Linked DNA regions of Homo sapiens: region 1 is linked to region 2. A link is an interaction called in ENCODE POLR2A ChIA-PET data of the cell type or tissue named here. Cell type or tissue: HepG2. All regions are shown on one strand. Each heading gives the region's core, and the rest is flanking DNA. Links, peaks and the distances in the headings are about the cores only.

The links. ChIA-PET counts read pairs that join two places held together with the same protein. Peaks named below come from ENCODE experiments on the same cell type or tissue, not always from the same donor. Only the 100,000 strongest peaks of a DNase experiment are listed, where the experiment ranks them.
Region 1: POLR2A ChIA-PET joins it to region 2 with 10 read pairs; 3 of 35 experiments call an interaction of 5 or more read pairs at or near these places.

Annotation. Positions count from the first base shown.
Region 1 is chr2:169,519,044-169,525,798 of GRCh38, forward strand. KLHL41 (kelch like family member 41) reads left to right here. Exons shown (of 6, transcript NM_006063.3): 5 at 1,818-1,964; 6 at 6,542-6,755. The coding sequence ends at 6,653. Among named protein-coding and RNA genes, the nearest start is that of KLHL41, 13 kb to the left of the region's middle. In HepG2, for the core only: no CTCF peak of the experiment used is centred there; no DNase peak of the experiment used is centred there.
Region 2 is chr2:169,679,700-169,686,454 of GRCh38, forward strand. CFAP210 (cilia and flagella associated protein 210) reads right to left here. Exons shown (of 9, transcript NM_001085447.2): 2 at 1,308-1,534. Among named protein-coding and RNA genes, the nearest start is that of CFAP210, 11 kb to the right of the region's middle. In HepG2, for the core only: no CTCF peak of the experiment used is centred there; a DNase peak (open chromatin) is centred at 4,082; H3K4me3 peaks cover 575 bases.

The DNA.
Region 1 (6,755 bases), core at 2,831-5,330, 160 kb before region 2:
TTTCTTTATGAAAAGATCTTCACTTAACTTGTTAATGATTGATATCTGTAAAGTATGAATGCTTCCCAAGTTTTCATTCCTTTACGCTGTTTATAATTTTATTAAAAATTTCATTTTTAAGCTTTTATTGACTTAATGTGAAAAGATATTTGACAGCTATTCTTCATATAAAATTGGTCTTTTTAAAATTTTTGAGCTCACACATCTGGATGAGTATGTACCTTTTATATTCCTAGTTTAGCAATGAAGAAAAAAGAGAAATATTATTACTTTTTTTAGAAACATGTATGCCTGACTACAAAACAGACTTTAGTATCTGAAAATTACAAGGAACTTTTGTGGAACACTATTTAAATTATCATTAAAAATAATGTTTTCGAAGACTGTAATGTGGGTAAACACTCATGATGTAAGTTAAGAAGCAACACACAAAAATTGTAAATATCTTCTTAGTTTCATTTATATGTATGGAAGCTTAAATGTACATGCTTTTTAAAAAGATGACAAAATTACACCAAATTGTTGCTTGTGATTATGTCTGTAAGGTATGATTATGGAGATATCTGCTCTCTTGTATACCTTTCTGTACTTTCCAGATTTTCTCAAACTTTTTTTTTTTTTTTTTGAGACAGGGTCTCACTGTGTCACACAGGCTGGAGTACAGATTTTCTATAATGTACATATATTATTTTTATAATTAGAAAAAAATCGGCTAATTTTTTGTATTTTTAGTAGAGATGGGGTTTCACCATGTTGGTCAGGCTGGTCTCGAACTCCTTACCTCAGGTGATCCACCCACCTAGGCCTGCCAAAGTGCTAGGATTACAGGCATGAGCCACCGTGCCCGGCCTTAGGGTTGCCATATTGAAGGCTTTATATTTAATGAAGTTACATCTTTCAAATATTTTCTAGTAGCAAACTTAGTCATTTACTTTTAGATGCCTGTGCTCCTTGAATTTTTTTTTCCCCCCTTAAAGACAGGGTTTTGCTCTATCACCCAGGCTGGAATGCAGCAATGCGATCATAGCTCACCGCAGCCTTGACCTCAAGGGCTCAAGAGATCCTCCCAAGTAGCTGGGACTATAGGGACATACCACCAGGCCTAGCTCTGTGTGTGTGTGTGTGTGTGTGTGTGTGTGTGTGTGTGTGTGTGTGTGTGTGTGTGTAGACAGTCCATTTTGTTGCCCAGGCTGGTCTCATACTCCTTGGGCTCAAGCTATCCTCCTGCCTCAGTGTGTGTGTGTGTGTGTGTGTGTGTGTGTGTGTGTATGTGTGTGTGTGTGTGTGGAGGCAGTCCATTTTGTTGCCCAGGCTGGTCGCATACTCCTTGGGCTCAAGCAATCCTCCTGCCTCAGTCTCCCAAAGTGCTGGGATTACGGGCATGAGCCACCGAACCCAGCCGCTACTTGAATATTTATTTTTTATTTAGATGGAGTCTCGCTCTGTTGCCCAGGCTGGAGTACAGTTGCACAATCTCAGCTCACTGCAACCTCCGCCTCCCAGGTTCAAGTGATTCTCCTGCCACAGCCTCCCAAATAGCTGAAATTACAAGTGCGCGCCACCGTGCCTGGCTAATTTTTTGTATTTTTGGTAGAGGTGGGGTTTCACCATGTTGGTCAGGCTGGTCTCAAACTCCTGACCTCAGGTGATCTACCCGTCTCAGCCTCCCAAAGTGCTGGGATTACCGGCATGAGCCACCGCGCCTGGCTGCCTGGCCACTACTTGAATTTTTAAATTATTATTTCCTATAATTATTCAGTAAGTACATCTGGCATTTCTTTAAGTTTTACATTGACTATATTTTTAATGATACCTAGATGGGATGTAATGACCGAATTTCCCCAAGAAAGAAGCTCCATCAGTTTGGTCAGCCTGGCTGGATCTCTGTATGCAATTGGTGGTTTTGCTATGATTCAACTGGAGTCTAAAGAATTTGCACCCACTGAAGTCAATGACATATGGAAGTAAGTTCTCATCACTTCAATTTTCAGAATCACATATTAAATCAGATGACTGATAAACTATTTTGTAGTAAACAATAAGCCAGATTTTCCCAACATGCAAGCTACTTCTTGGTAGTAGACTAAACACTTCAAACCTAATTGAACTTCTGTACATGCCACTTACTTGAACAAGTATCTACTTCTAGTTAGCTCTGAGCCTGAGAAAGAAATCATCTGGGCAGGCCTGTTTCTTACTGTAAAATGAGAGTTGGACCTTTGATACTCTCAGTTTCATTCCAGCTCTAAGAGTATAATGCTATAGGCATCCAGTAGAGTGAAAGCCTCTTTGCTCCAGAGTAGTTTATTTCCTAACAAAACAGAGTTCTAAAAAAAATTTTATGTTTTTTACTTTTTTATTTTTATTTTTTTGAGACAGAGTTTCTGTCACCCAGGCTGGAGTACAATGGCGGGATCTCAGCTCACTGCAACCTCGGCCTCCCAGGTTCAAGTGATTCTCCTGCCTCAGCCTCCCGAGTAGCTGGGATTACAGGCATATCCACCACGCCCAGCTAATTTTTATATTTTTAGTAGAGACGGCATTTCGCCATGTTGGCCAGGCTGGTCTCGAACTCCTGACCTCAGGTGATCCACCCGCCTCAATCTCCCAAAGTGCTAGGATTACAGGCGTGAGCCACGTACCCAGCCTAAAGAAACATTTAACCTCTTGAGCTTTCCACTACTTCATTAGTTCTGTTTTCAATCTAATTTAAACAGCTTTCCAATTGTTTTAGGCTTCAGCTAATAAATGCTTTTTTAAAATGAAAAAAGTCAAAATAGCAATCCATTTTACCTGCCTGGAGGTGCCAGGCAGTTCTCCTAAGTATGACACTTGAAACTGTTACTCAATTGAACATTTTAGTGAGGCTATTAAAAAAAAAGTTTGTTTTTATTTTATTTTGAACTGAGATCGCGCCACTGCACTCCAGCCTCAGCTACAGAGCGAGTCTTAAAAGAAAAAAAAAAAAAGAAAAAAGAAACACAGAATCCCAGACCCTACTGAATGAGAATCTGTATTTTTTAACAAGATTCTTAGGTGAATTGTTTGCACATTTAAGTTTATAAGTACAGCTTTGGAAGAGTGCCATTTATACTTAATCAGTGAAGGCATACCACTAAGCCTGAGAGTGAAAAGTGGGTATTATTTGTTCTATACCTTAACCAGCAGATGCTTTATTCCCAGATGCTGAACTAAAAAGGCTGAAAAGCTGGTACCTTAACCAAACAATGATTTGTGCATTAGACATCATTTCCCCATGTTGTAATATTAACTAGCTGTGTAGAGGGCAAGAAAAAAAGTGGCTATGCAAGGAAATTAACTACTTTCCCTCCTCCCCCCAAAAAAGAGGGAGAAAGAGAAAAAAAATGAGATTTCCACGGAGCAAAGAGGCTAGAATTAGCAAAACAGTGAGATGGGGAAAAGCTGGAAGCAGTAGGAAAAAAGGATGAACTAATGAAGGCCGGGAAGGTTAGGGTTTTTTGGAAAACAGGGCCAGGTACCAAATATATAAATGGGCAGTGATTCTCAACCCTAGCTGTATGTTACAATCATCTGGGATGCTTTTAAAATATACCAGTGTCTGGGCCTTAACACAGACCAATTATATCAAAATTTCTGGAGGTAGAGTTGAGCATCCCTAGTTCCTAAAACCTTCCCAGTGATTTTTTTTTTTTTTTTTTTTTTTTTTTTTTTTGGTGAGACAGAGTCTCACTCTGTCACCCAGGCTGTAGTGCAGTGATGTGATCTTGGCTCATTGCAACCTCCAGCTCCTGGGTTCAAGCGATTCTCCTGCCTCAGGCTCTGGAGCAGCTGGGACTACAGGTGTGCACCACCATGCCCGGCTAATTTTTGTATTTTTAGTAGAGATGGGGTTTCACCATATTGGCCAGGCTGGTCTTGAACTCCTGACCTCAGGTGATCCACCCACCTCAGCCTCCCACAGTGCTGGGATTACAGGCGTCAGCCACCGAGCCCAGCCCCAGATGATTCTAATCAGCAGCCAGGGTTGAGAAACACTGATATTAAGTAATTGTGCTGTCAATCAGTGGGACCTCCCTGAAGCCCTCCTGGTTCCTAAGGGTTATCAAAAGCCATGCTGCCCCTGCAGGGAACAGTTACAGGCAGCAAAAGAAAGTACAGAATCTCCTGCTATAAAAGTGGCCCTGACATTGTTTAGGGAACCTAAAAGAGGGATCCTCTCTGATTGTGGTTTATTTTGCGATTAGAGCAGTGGTTCCCAAAGTTGCCTGCACGTTCGAATCACCAGGGTGCTTCAAAAAATATTAACACCTCTATCCCACTTATATTGACTGCAATTTAATTGGTCTGAAGTATGGCCTGGGCTTTGGAAATTTTAAAAGATCCATGGATGTTTCTATATGTGTAGACAAGTTTGGGAACCACTGGATTGGGTAAAGAGAAGAGGGGGGCATTCATCACTATCTGCTTGGCTATTTTGAGACTGGTATTTCCTAATTTGGGGTAGGATCTGGAGCATGATTCTCAAACTTTGCTGCATATTAGAAACACTTGGGGAGCTTTAAAAAATCCTGATGCCCAGGCCACCCTTCATACCAATTAACTCAATCTCTGAGAGTAGGACCTAGGCATCAGTATCTTTAACATCTCCAGCTGGTTCTATTGGCAATTAAGTTTGAGAACCTGTAATCTACTACAGTGGTTCCCAAAGCAGCATCAGCCTCACCTGGGTACTTATCAGAAAGGCAGATTCTCAGGTCTCACTTCAAATCTGTTAAATTAGAAACTCTGGGGGTGATAGGGCCAGCGATCTGTGTTTGCACAAACCCTCCAGGTGACTTAGATGTGTGTTAAAGTTGAAGGCCGCCGATCTAGAGAAACGTGGCTGCCTATTTGCCCTCAATTTCCTAGTGAACCTCCCTAACCACACATGCAGAGGTGAAAACTCTCAGTATACAACATTCTCAACATAGACCCTCTTACTATACGTAAAAAAAAAATTCCATTCTTGTATTTTTTTCTTGAAATCATTCCATTATTTAGGATTGACCAAGCTGAAAGTAAATATAACTGCCAGGAAGCAAACATTTTTAAACCTCATTTAACCTTAACCTCATATTGTTTAAATGTGGTCACTTTCTTTAGGTCATTTAAAACTATTATTTATCTCTTAATTTGTTGCCCTGAATTTTATGTAATTAAGGTTATTCCCTTTATTAGTAGCAAAATATTTTTTGTATGCTTTCCTCTACATAAAAATCAGTGCATGGTACAATTATTGAGAACTAATTTGGAACATTGATGAAATTAAGTCAGAGCATGTCTTATGTAGGTACAAGCTAATTTTAATAATTATTTTAAATCTCCATTCATCACAGAATGATTTGGGGTAAATCTTTTTTTTTTTTTTTTTTTTTTGAGATGGAGTCTTGCTGTGCAATCTTGACTCACTGCAACCTCCGCCTCCCGGGTTCAAGCAGTTCTCTTGCCTCAGCCTCCGGAGTAGCTAGGATTACAGACGCACACTACCATGCCTGGCTAATTTTTATATTTTTAGTAGAGACGGGGTTTTGCCATATTGGCCGGGCTGGTCTCAAACTCCTGATCTCAGGTGACCTGCCCCCCTCGGCCTCCCAAAGTGCTGGGATCACAGGTGTAAGCCACCACACCTGGCTGATTTGGGGTTGTCTTGTGCCAGGTCTTGACAATTTGTGGAGAGATATTAATATATTATTTGTCCTCAGATGCCTTTGAGGCTTGAGGACATTGATATGGGGGGGGGAATTAAAATGGAGTGATAATTGCTATAATACCATATAAAGGATGATATGAGAAAGAGAAAGCAACAAACTGTGCTTAAGGAAGGTGAGAAAGGTTTCAGAGAGAAGGCGGCATTTAGAAGCTTCCCACACAAAGAAAATATTCCAGGCACCAGGCAGAGCAGACATGTTCAGCACACATCGTACAAGGGAATTCAAGTTATCTGTATCTTTATAACCTTGAATATTCAGAGATGAAGACCAGTTCTTACCTAAGTCAAGTGCAAAGTCTAAGAGTAGTCCTCAAACAGAACAATAAAGGGGAAGGGGAACAAATTTTCATAAAGTGACAGCTGTGTATCAGGTGCCATGCTAGGCACTAGTGTATAGGAACAATTGAAGGCATAATTAAGTCTACCGATAGTCCCTGCTCTTCCTCAGTTCTTTCTCTTAAGCAAGAGTCTGCTTACTTTGACTCAGAGACCAGCCATCTTCATCAATTCAAAGGTGAATGAATGTTTAACTGCTTAGCTATTTATTCCTCTTCTCTGCAGTCTTTGATTCCCAGAGAATGCTGAACTGCCTAGGCATCCAGATTAAATACTGTGGCAGTAGTTCAGGCACATGCTCATCCAGACAATGCATATTTGGGAGATATTTAAGTTCTGTTCTACCAGGCAGGTGCATCTTCTTCTGAGTAAGAGCCACTAGGGTTTTTTCAAAGATCCACATTTGTATTCTGAACACAGGGAAACCTATGGAACTAAAGCTGCTTATTGATTACTTTTTTTTTCCTCCATCAGGTATGAAGATGATAAAAAAGAATGGGCTGGGATGTTGAAGGAAATACGTTATGCTTCAGGAGCTAGTTGCCTAGCAACACGTTTAAATCTCTTCAAACTGTCTAAACTGTGAACAAGGTGACAAAACATAATAGATTGGGAGGTGGTTTGTTTGGTGAATGGGGCTTTAATTTATTCTGTTTTTTAAAAGCTTGTACAGACACTCATGTAGAAA
Region 2 (6,755 bases), core at 2,875-5,374:
AAAAGGTGCCAGTGTCTACTGTTACCTTCTTTGTGTCCATGTGTACTCAGCATTTACCTCCCACCTATAAGTGAGAACATGCAGTATTTGGTGAAATCTAAAATTTTAAAACTTCTAAAAGAAAACATAGGAGAAAATCTTTGTGACATTAGATTAGGTAAAGATTTCTTGGATAAGCCACTAAAAGAATGATATATACAAGAAAAATTGATAAACCATACTTCACTAAAAGTAAAAACTTTTGCTTTTCAAAAGACACAGTAAGGAAATGAAAAGTCAAGATATAGAGTGGGAGAAAATATTTTCAAGTCAAATACCTAATAATGAATTTGTATTTGGAATATAGTTTAAAAATTATCTAAGCTCAATGACAAAACTAATTTTAAAATGGGAAAAATATTTGAATGGATACATCAACAAAGAAGATATACTGATAGAAAATAAGTTCAGGAAGAGATATTCAACATCATTTTTACTTAGAGAAATTCAAATTAAAACTATAATGAGATATTGCACACCTATTAGAATGTTTATAATTAAAAAGACCAACTATACCAAGTGTTGTTGAGGATGGAGAGGAAATAGAACTCTCAAAGATTATTATTGGGAATGCAAAATTACAACTACTTTGGATAACAGTTTGGAAGTTTCTTACAAAGTTAAATATACACCTATCATAAAAGACAGCTATTCTACACGAAGATATTTACTAAGAGAAATGGAAGCATATGTCCATACATAGACTTATAAGTGAATGTTCATAGCAGCTTTGTTTGTAATAGCCAAAAAGGGAAACAGCTCAAATGTCAACGTTTCATTGATGTCAACCATCAAAAAGTGACCAAATAAACAAACTGTGGTATATCCATACAATGGAATACGATTCAGCAATAAAAATTAACAATTGATACCCACAACATGAATGAATCTCAAAGTAATTGTGTTGAATGAAATCTGTAATAGGAAGCAGATCGGTGGTTACCTAAGGATCCAGAAGAGGAGCAGGGAGAAATAAGAGGGAACAAAACAGGTCATGAGGAAATTTTGGGGTGAAGAACATGTTCATTATCCTAATAGTAATGATGGTTTTGGGGTTTATACATATGTCAAAATTATAGGATTGTACATTTCAAATATGTCCAATTCATTGTATATCACTTATACCTAAATAACACTGTTGAAAATATGTTTCGATGCATTTTTATGAAATTTTACATGTAAAAAAATTTATAAAAAGAAGCATAAGAGTACTAAGAAACAAGAGTAAGTCTTCAGTGCATGTGTACTCCTGGATGGTTAATACTTACTGCATATGTATTAGTCCAGTGTTTTACCACTTCTTGAGATCGCAAATGCATTTCTTTCTTTGCCTTTCTTTCTGCACGGAGGCATGCTGCTTCTCTTGTCAACCTGTCAAGGCTATCTTGAATCCTTTTCCACTCATCGTGTGGAATTATGGTGACCTGCTGGAGATCTACTTTGCTAGGTAGAAGAGGCAGATAGAGAACTTGATCTTCTTCAGAGTTTCTTATTTCTAATAAATTGTAAAAAATGATTATTAAAGACTTACGGGAACAGTTTAAGTGATATTCGTCTGAGAAGTTCCGATATTGGCATGATAACTGGAAATTATTTCAAATACTTAATTTACTCTTGTTATCCTAAGAACAGCTATGATTAAGTGAAAAAAAAAATACAAAGCCTTGAAATCAGAAGGCATATATTTGAGTCCTTGCTTAATCACTTCCTTACTGTGTAAACTTGGGCAAGTCATTTAACTTTTTGGAATCTCAGTATCCTCATCTTTAAAATAGAGATCTCCTAGTAATACCCATCCCAACAGCTTGTTATAAAAGTATTTTTCAAAGTTAACAAAGTGGCAGTTTATAAATGGATAACTTTGTGGGTGGGTGTTCATCTTTTGGGGCTGTAGGCACTATGACTGACTCTACTCAACCTCTTCCCACTGAGCAGCAGCAACATAATTTGGAGAACTCACTATAGTCCCAGGGTGGGCCTAATTGGTTTAAGAACACTTGTATCTCCATTGTCAATCATTATTTCTTTAAAAAGCAAAGAAACAGGACAAAAGGTTTACTTGCAACTTTTAGAAAAGTTCTTCCTTGTTCTTCTGGGAGAGACATCCAAAAGACTCTCAAGCTAAGTTTGAACAAGGAAGAAAGACAGACAAACAGCTATGACCACAAGATAAACCAGCCTTGAATGAAGTTATTATTGCAAAGAAGCTGTTACTGCAAAGAAGAAACAATGGGAGAATCTGAGGCAATGATGATCTCTTTATTCTGCTAATCAACTCAACCTGAAGCCTGGAGTTCCTGTTATAAAGTTAAAAAATGTCCTTATTTTTGAAGATGATTGAGTTGGGTGTTCCGTTATATGAATTTAAAGCATCCTAAATGAAACAGTGGAACTCATAACAGATCTCCTTGGAAAAACGGTCCTACCCTTTTAATCGATCAAGGTTCTTAATTACTAACAGCCAAACTTACTCTAACTAATTTAGGCAGAAAAGGAATTAATTAAGGGGCATTAAGTAATGGACTCAATCTCCTAGAGAGCCATAGTCATCCTTATAAGCTATATATGCAAGACATCATACAAACCACATCATGAGGTTCCAGTGAGGGCCCATGGCAACCGGCTTTGTGTAGGCATCTCAACTTGCCCCATTTACAACTTGCCCCACTGGATACCATTTACTTGAATACTTGAATCTTCGCCACTGTTGCCTCTGAAATTGGTACTCTGTTGTTGCCATTTTCTATACACACACACACACACACAAACTGATTCAACATGCTGTTTGTTTCCTTATATTGCTCTCTTCAGAATATAAATCTGGCATATGTAAAATTGATTGGCTGAGTCTTTGTCCCATGCTTGCACTCTAACTGTAAGGGTGGCTGAAAAAGTGAATTCTGCCTTCTGTCTTAAGGAGGTAAGACATCAAAGGAAGGAAATTCACCAAAATAGGAAAGGCATTTGAACAACGATGGGTGGCCACAGGCATAACAAAGGTAGGACAGCAGAGTGGGTAAGAGTGTGGATTCTGGAGTCAGACTACCTGAACTTTTTCTGAACATACCATATATTAACTATATGAATCTAGATAAAATTATTTTACCCTTCTGAATCTGTTTCCTTAATTGCAAAATGGGGTCATTAACAGTATCTACTGTACGTAAAGAATTTAAGACTAGCGCCTGGTACATAATATGTTCTCAACAAATATTAGCTATTATTATTTTTACTATTAGTATGAGGAGAAGAATGAAACAAGTAGAGAGAAAGGCAGAAGCAAGAAAATCACGTGGTTCCAGAAAGAGAAAGATACTGAAAGAAAAGCCTTTAGGACCAAATAAAGTCTTCTTGGGGTTTAAATTAAGGCAGGTAGAGGTGAGAACTTGGTGACTAAACTAAAGTGTGAGTTTACAACCACAGGCACTATCTTGCCTACCACATACCAAACCTCTGCACGCAAAATAAAGCCAAACAAAGCTGATTTTATCATGAATCTTTAGTTGCAAAGAGTATCATCATGACTCTTTAGTTGCAAATGACTAATCTAACTCACAGCAGTTACGATAAAAAGAAGAATACTGTGTCTCCCGTATCTGGGGATTGTGGTGTAACTTGATTCAGAACACTGTTCTACTTAAGAGTCATGACCAATACATCCTTACAGCCTTGTAACAAATTTCCTTTATTTTGCCTAAACCAGCTCAGCTTGGCTTTTGTTACCTGCAATCAGAAGCTAACCAAACAACGGTCTCTAAGTTAAACCATCTGCCTTTTGATTAACAAATTGCTAGGCATGTTAATATCTTTGTCTGACCCAAGAGTCATTCTAAACTTAATTCGCTAAAATTCTAAAGAGGGTCAGTATAGCACATGGCCTATTCTGGCAGGAGCTGCTCTCCACAAAGTATACAGTGGTAAGTGGGCCTTGGCAGCGGTGGCAGGAGAGCAGGATGTTAGAAAGCTATGCAGTGCAAAGTGTGATCCCTCCTGTTTGACATCTCAAATCTTTAGTAGAGTTAACTGTTCACAGGATGTTTTATTCAAATAGATCTTTTCATGGACTCTGACACAGGAACAAACAAAGAGAACAGCCACAAATGTGGGAATAGAGTTGGGTAACCACAAAGAAAAAAAAAGCCCACAGAAAGCTTGGGAAAGGCTTTTTACTATCTCAGGCCACTGAAGTTGGGGCAAGTTCCCCATATCTTTGGAGATCAGGAGAGCCCTGGTTGAGAACAGAGCTATAGATGATTTCATATATCCCCACTTTAATCCACTGGTTGATGTAAAATTTAGCTCTTAGAGGGCAATCTTACTTCCAAGATTCCTACCCCACAGTAGCTCTCATACAATGTCAGTAGAGGCTGTTAGAGAAGTTGAAGAAGGGCAGGCCACAGTTGAATGAAGGGACATGAAAGACAGAGACAGATGGACAGAGAGAGAATATAAATAGGCAGACTCGCAAGCAGGAGAGAGGGGACAAAAGCAGTGGCAAGTTACCTAAAAGTGTCTAAAATCAGTCCATGTACCTGCCATATTGACACATTTTCCATGGATTAGATCATCTTTTTATTGAGTTATAATACACATAAAAATCCGCCACTGTAAACAGTAGCATTCAATGGTTTTTACTCTACTGTCAAAGCTGGGCAACTATCACTACTATCTAATTCAGAACACTTTCATCATTCCAGAAGGAAACTCTGTATGCATTAGCAGTCCTCTCCTCCTCATAGCTCCTGGCAACCACTAATCTACTTTCTGGCTCTACGGATTTGCCCATTGGAGACATTTCATGTGCATGGAATCATACAATATGTGGCATTTTATATCTGGCTTCTTTCACTCAAATAATGTTTTCAAGGTTCATTCACATTGTAGAATGTATCAATACTTGATTCCTTTTCGTTGTTGTTGTTGTTGTTGTTGTTGAGATGAGTCTGTCTCCATCGCCCAGGGTGGAAAGCTGTGGCACAATCTCGGTTCACTGCAACCTCCATCTCCCGGGTTCAAGCAATTCTCCTGCCTAGCCTCCCAAGTAGCTGGGACTACAGTCATGCACCACCATGCCCAGCTAATTTTTTTTGTATTTTTAGTAGACATGGAGTTTCACTGTGTTGGCCAGGCTGGTCTCAAACTCCTGGCCTCAAGTGATCCACCTGCCTTGGCCTCCCAAAGTGCTGAGATTACAGGTGTGAGCAACCATGCCTGGCCCTAATTCCTTTTTATGGCTGAGTAATATTCCATTCTATAGAAGTAGCACATTTTGTTTATCCATTCATCAGTTGATGGATATTAGGGGTGTTTCCACCATTTGACTATTATGAATAATTCTGTTATGAACATTCACAGGTTTCTGTGTGGACACATATTTTTCATTATCTTTGGTATATGCTTAGGAACAGAATTATAACTCCATATTTAACATTTTGAGAAAGTACCAAATTGTTTTTCAAAGTAGCTGTACTATTTTACATTTCCACTAACAACATACGAAGGTTTCAATTTCTCCACATCCTTCCCAACAGTTATTACTGTCCCTTTATTTTTTCACTCATCCTAGTGGGTGGGAAGTAGTATCTCACTGTAGTGTTGATTTGTATTTCTATAATAGCTAATGAAGTTGAGCATCATTTCATGTGCTTATTGGCTATTTATACATCTTGTTTGGAGAAATATCAGTTCAAATCATTTGTCCCTTTTTAAAAATGGGCTGTCTTTTTATTGTTGAGTTGTAAGAATTCTTTATAATCTGGATTATAGATCCTTAGCATATATATAATTTACAAATATCTTCTCCCATTCGGTGGATGTATTTGCACTTTTTGATAGTGTTCTTTGATGTATTAATACTAAAGTTTTTAATTTTGAGGAAGGCCAAATCTGTTTTTCTTGGGTTGATTGTGCTTTTGGTGTCATATCTAAGAAATTGTTGCCTAATCCAAGATAATAAAGATGTATGTATAAGTTTTCTTCTAATAGTTTTATAGTTCTAGCTTTTATATTTAGTTATATGATTCATTTCAAACTAATATTTGTATGTGGTGTGAGGTGTCTATAAATTTGGGAGTCAAAATTCATTATTTTGCATATGGATATCCACTTATCCCAGCACCATTTGTTAAAAATTCTACTCTTTCCCCATTGCATTAACATTCTTGTCAAAACCCACTTAGTATAGATGTATGGGTTTATTTCATTATTTCTATTACACTCATCTATATGTCTTTCCTTAAGCCAACACCACAATCTCTTGGTGACTGTAGTTTTTTTTATTGTTTTTAGAAACAGGGTCTCTCTATGTAGCCCTGGCTGGAGTGCAGTGGCTATTCATAAGCACAACCATTGTGCACTACACCCTCGAACTCCCGGTCTCAAGTGATCCTTCTGGCCACAACCACCTGAGTAGCTGGGACTATAGGTGCACATTCCCATGTCCAGCCAATGAGTGTAGCTTTGTAGTAAGTCTTAATATCATGAAGCGTGAGTCCTCCTACTTATTAATATTTCTTCAGATTCAAAATTGTTTTAGCTATTCTATTGTCCTTTTCATTTCCATATGAATTCTAAGATCAGCTTGTCAATATCAACAAAAAAGCCAAGTAGAATTTTGATAGGAATTGTGTTGAATGTGTAGATCAATTTGGGAAGTATTGCCATCTGTCTTAGTCCATTTTCTGTTGCTATAACAGAATACCTGAAACTAGATAATT